2 separate regions of the Homo sapiens genome follow, and region 2 is linked to region 1. The links are chromatin contacts, found by Hi-C or POLR2A ChIA-PET in ENCODE. All regions are on one chromosome and are shown on one strand. The core of a region is the stretch at or near the end of the contact, and the rest is flanking DNA. Distances in the headings are between cores, read along the strand shown. Region 1 overlaps SNX18 (sorting nexin 18). Region 2 has its middle 100 kb from the start of LINC02998.

Region 1 (2,700 bases), core at 81-2,580:
TCCTGAAACTATCACCCTAGTAATTTTATCACGTTTAATATTCATTATGGGCTGGAACACAAGAACCTTTATGTATATAAAATTACCAGCAAGAAACAGTTTTACCAAATAAACCACAAGAGGTACAATCATGTGATTTCTCTCTTCATTTTTGGAATGAGGTAAACTGTATGACTATATATGCATAGTAACTAAAATAATCATCTTTTAAGGTATTTATACGCAAGTGAATATTTGTATTCAAACTGAATGTCATTCTGCCTTTAGACATTAGGTGATTGCTGAATGAAGCTATAAGAACTACTTAATTAGAATATTATAACAATGCTTTTACCTGAAACAGACTAATGATATTTTCAGGATGAAATCAAGCTTAGAGGCCTGAATTCTTTAAGTGATTTTTTTTCCATCAAGTGACCAGGTTTTTTTCTTTTTGCAGTTGACTATGCTTGTCTTGATCCTCTTCCCTCCTTTTCAAAATGGTTCAAAAGTTCTCTTTGTCATTTATTATATTTATGAATTAAAAAGTGAATTTTAAATTACCTTTGAATTTTGATAGTTATTAGCTTTAGGGACCTTCATTAGTCCATTCAGAAAATTGCTTTCCCTGACTTGAGTTCAGTATTAATTTTGTACCCTCCAGGGTTTATTAATGTGGTCTAAACCTGGAACCCACTTAGTATGAATCCATGCAGGAATAGTATTTAGGGTCTGGAGGTGGTTTGTGGGTTGCTCATCCCTATGTTGGTGGCATAGGCTCCTAGGAGGCGTTGGGTACTGGTGTAGTGTGCTGTGCTTTGAGGCCGATCTATGGGGCTTTGCGATCGCCATGGGTAGGGTATCCCCCCTTGGGCCACATACAAGGGAATTGCCTGAGTTGGGCAGACCCAGGTTCACATGCAGCTGGACACTGAGTAAAATTATTTAGTTTCTCTGAGTTTCACTTTCTGCCTCTGAAAATGGTGGCAATGATTACTTTTATTTCACGGTTAAAGAGAAGAAAATGAGACATGCGAAGTGCAGAGCACAGGTGTGCACAGTGCAGGCGCTTCTCTGTGATGATCAAGTGGCTGGACGGCTGCCCTAGTTCTCTATTTTAAGTGGATGCTGGCCTTTGCTTTTTGAGACATTTTGCTCAAAACAATATGAAAAAGTAAATATTAGAGCAGAGAGGGGGAAGGGTAATCAACAAGTAGGTGGAGACCAACAGGGAGGAAGGAAAGGGGAGGGGAAGAAGTTAATGGGGAGTTAGTAGGGAAGGCCAGGGTGTGGATCCCAGCAATGAGAGGATAAGAACCCAACAGGCCACGCTGACCAAATTAGCATTTTCTTTCAGCATGTTACGTGTGCCAGGGAATGAAGAAAAACAGGCCGAGTCCAGTCTTGAGCGACTTCTAAGCAGCTGTCCCTGCTGCCCTTCAGCCTGTCTCCTGTTCTTTCCCGTACACCATGGCTTCTGTTTCCTGGGGAAGGGCCCCTGGAAGACAGAAATCGAGTTAATGTTTTTGGCACATTCATGATTTCAAAATTAAATAAGGTGCTTTCTTTTTTCTTTTTTTTTTTTTTAAGGGAGAAAATGTAGCCTTTGGATTCCTGTTGCTTAGTGACTGGGCCTTTTGTATAATTAGTCTTAGAAGAGACAAAACATACTGAGAATAAGAGATTGGATTGAGGAAAGGAAGGCAAAGTTCAGGTACAAGGACTGGATGGGGTTGGACTGGGAGCTCTTGGAGCCATGGCAAGCCCTGTGGGGACCTGAGTTTGGGGGCAGGCAGAAAGAGGGAAAACGGTAAGGAGGCCAGACAGCTTCTTTAAAGGGAGGGCAGGGCCTTGCCTGGTTAAAATGGCTGAGGCAGTACAGTGTATGAGGGCTTTTTTTTCTTTCTTTCTTTTTTTTTCCCCCTGTCTCACTTTGATGGGTCAGAAGTTTCCAGGAAAGTTCTGGTTAAAATGCCTGAGGCAGTACAGCGTATGAGGATTTGCTTTTTTGTTTTGTTTTTTTTTTCCCTCTGTCTCACTTTGATGGGTCAGAAATTTCCAGGAAAGTTGTTCTCCCTGCAAATGAGAAGCAGAGGAACATGGAACAGAGAAGTTTAGTGCAGTGCAAGTACATCTGCTAGTGTGCTGGTTGAGTTTCAGCTTGCAGTGTGTTCTTAATATGTGCTCATGGGCTACATGACTCGAGAGATTCACTACTCTCATACTGTCATTCTAGAAAAAAATTGGCATTGAAATCCTAAGTGTTAGCGTTTACTGATGGAAATAGTTTAATGATATGCTGTGTAAATACTGTGATGCTTTTGAACATGGTGCTGATTTCTAATTCATAATTTATAAATGATTTTTAAAAATTTGAGCCTTTTAAGGTAATATTAATGAACCTTGTCACATGATTAAATTCTTTTGTTTTCATTGTTTTATATTCATTGCAAACATGAGTAACATAATTCCTCTAAAATTGAGAATATATGTATTATAAACAAAGACATAGTTATTTCTTGCTTTGGTCTTTTCAGCCTGAGCATCCTTTAGAACTGCGAGATGGCTTACATTGGTTAGATACAAAGAAAAAAGGTAGGAGGGGATAGAAGTGAATTTAGGACATTCGATTTCTCTGGAGCTAGGACTGGTGATGGAGAAGTGGGGCAAAGTACCTTTCTCTGAGCTTGGGAAATTGCACTGATATGAAAATGAGCCCTG
Region 2 (2,720 bases), core at 158-2,657, 310 kb after region 1:
TGTTTCATCAGGCACATAGTAAGCATTCAATAAATATTAGCTTTATATGACCCATCTTCTTCATCAGATTTGGCTTTGAGGACAGATGTGACTTTTTAGTATTTCCAAAAAGTCACTTAGAGTGTGATTATTGCCATTATTGAGGCTATTCTATAACATGTACTGCAGATTTTGTTTAATCTTCCAGCATTCTTTCATAACTTGGGGTGAATAGTTTATCTGTTTAATAATTGTGTTGTTGATGGACATGCCTATATCTTGCCATTTGAATATGCCTACTGAAGATTTTGCAGCACTAAGCTCTAAGGACATCAGCTTTTAAATAGCTACCAGAAATGCGAATCAATACAACGTTCAAATAATAAGGTTTTGGCCTTCATTTAAACCCACAGAAAGGCTATAATAAAATGCGCAAGTTGGACTGTTTAACAAAATTCCAAGCCCACTCATTCTGGTTTTTCACTTTTTACATTTTTTAATCCATCCACATATCTCATCCTCATTTCTTCTAGAGCTCCAGCTGACTTGGAAATGTGCTGCCATTTCTCTTCTCGTGACTTGTAGAAACAATCATTTTTTCCAAGGCCATACACACCAAGGCTGGACAAAGCATGTTTTCCACTGCAGCTACTCTGCTATGGAACACTGCTTTCCCTCCCTCTCGCCTCTGAAATATACCATCTTCCAAAACAAATGGAAAACCTGCCACTCAAAACAAGATCTAGTAGCCTCAGGTCTCATTTCCACTCAAACCAAATTTAGTTCAATTAACGACCCCATTGCTTCAGGTAAGGCCTGATTTAGTGCCCAGTGCTTGGTAATGGAAACTTCAGGCAGATGAGGAGAAGGAAAACAAAGACCCCCAATTTGAATTCAGATTTTAAAGTGATCCAAAGCCCAAAAAAGAATAGTTCAAAGCATAAATATCAGAAAATAACACAAACCTGGAATAATAATTTTTAAATTGACCTTTAGCTTTAAGAAGAGTTTAGTGGTATTTAGAAACCTAATTGTGATCCCATTTAATCCTAGTTGTAAACTTAATATTTAAAAGCCCAGACCTTTGGAGGCAGAGGTTGCAGTGAGCCGAGATCGTGCCACTGCACTTCAGCCTGGGTGACAGAGCAAGACTTCGTCTCAAAAACAAACAAACAAACAAACAAACAAAAACAACAAAGCCTAGACCTTTGTTGCGTTTCATACGAGGGATGTGAAATGCTCATGAATTCACTCTCCCACTGTTGGTCCCCCGAGAGCTTCAATTGGCATTTCAAACTTTGCTGCCTTAATTCTTCTACTGTGACCAGCTCTCAAAGCTCCTTTTAGTGATGACAAGTATTTCTCAAAAGCAAGCAAATGGTTCTATTTTCAGTATAAAAACAACAAAACAAAATGTATAGTATTACTGAAAGAGGAACTTGAAAAATAGGAAAATGAAGCCCCCTTGTGGACAAAAATATGTTTTATCAGATATGCACAAAATTCACTGATCATATTTGAATACAAAAATACTCAGTAGAATATATTTCAAAGTAAAATGCAAAGGATTCACCCAAGATGGCCTAACTCCAATTCCCAATTCCAGTTTGTTGGGACACAAATGATCTCTTGTACCATTGAATGACCTTGGAGATCAGCTGAAAGAACTGTGGCTTAAGGAAATGTTTTAATTTGTCAGGAGAAAGAAGTGTGTTTTAAATGGTGGGACACAGAGGTTAACATTCTGATTGCTGGCTATGAACTCCCTCCAGAGTCTGAGATGTTATCAGCAACTCTATCCCCCACGCTCCCACCTTCTTCTCCCACTTAGGCTGCAGACAGACTTTCTTGCCACCTCCTCCAGGCCCAGATGACAAGTAGGGAGAGTGAGTCATCATGCAGGATAATCCGAATGTCTTGAGAACATGCTGTTTGAAAAGTCAGAAACAGCACTGAATCTGAAGACTTTATCACATTTGCATTTGCATAACTGCCTTTGCCCCAGACTCTGCCACTAACTTTGTTATTTTGGGCAAATCGCTTAACCTCTTGATCTTTAATTCCACCTTCTTAAAATTGGAATAAGAGCAATACTCTCTTTATCTGCTTCACCAGGTCCTTGAGCTTCTTCGCTAACTATGAAGGAAGAAGTGAGAGAACACTGTGGTGCCAAACTCAAACTCGCATTCTAGCTCTGCCACTTGCTGTCCACCAGCAGCCCTTCTGCTTTGGACCTTGGAGAAGTGTCAAAGCCTCTCTGCATTGCAGATTTCTCATCTTTAAAATAAAAATCATATCCCAGAGAGTTGTTGAAGATTCACTGGGTAAATGTAAAGCGCATAGAACAATGCCAGGCACTGTAAGTACTATGTAAGTAATAACTATCATTAGGACCATGTAATGGACCATGTAAATGGTTGTTATTATTACTGTTTGATATGCTCTGAAATATAGAAATAAGAAACATCATCATCTGAAATAATCTCCTAAGTTTAAAACTTTGCCTGGAAAGAAGTAACTGGTAACCATAGCTTTGGAGAAACTATGTTATTGAAAACTGCATTCTCGTGGCTCTACTATGTTGATAAAATGCATATGCTATATCTATTAGCTTTCACAAAAAAGTAAACACACCTGATGTGTGAAAATTATTTAATAATGTTAAAGGTTATCAATTTATGAGAACACTCTGCAATTGATCAATACACACAGTCTTTCCAGAAAGTTTCTATGCTCATTTG

Evidence for each region. Hi-C counts contacts between places; a loop is a spot of excess contacts on that map. ChIA-PET counts read pairs that join two places held with the same protein, here RNA polymerase II (POLR2A).
Region 2: a loop to region 1 is called in a map of aorta, with 2.6 times the contacts of the local background. The contact joins two enhancer-like sites. A Hi-C loop is called at or near these places in 13 of 168 maps with a recorded cell type or tissue (GM11168, GM13976, GM13977 and 10 more). POLR2A ChIA-PET finds 5 or more read pairs at or near these places in 4 of 52 experiments (AG04450, OCI-LY7, T-cell and 1 more).

Annotation. Positions count from the first base shown.
Region 1 is chr5:54,532,686-54,535,385 of GRCh38, forward strand. The region is part of intron 1 of SNX18 (sorting nexin 18); the gene reads left to right. Among named protein-coding and RNA genes, the nearest start is that of SNX18, 16 kb to the left of the region's middle. Within about 2 kb of position 1,331, at least 13 of the 41 ENCODE cell types and tissues checked have a DNase peak (open chromatin) inside an H3K27ac peak, as active enhancers do.
Region 2 is chr5:54,843,889-54,846,608 of GRCh38, forward strand. It overlaps the pseudogene CSPG4BP. Among named protein-coding and RNA genes, the nearest start is that of LINC02998, 100 kb to the left of the region's middle. Within about 2 kb of position 1,408, at least 4 of the 41 ENCODE cell types and tissues checked have a DNase peak (open chromatin) inside an H3K27ac peak, as active enhancers do.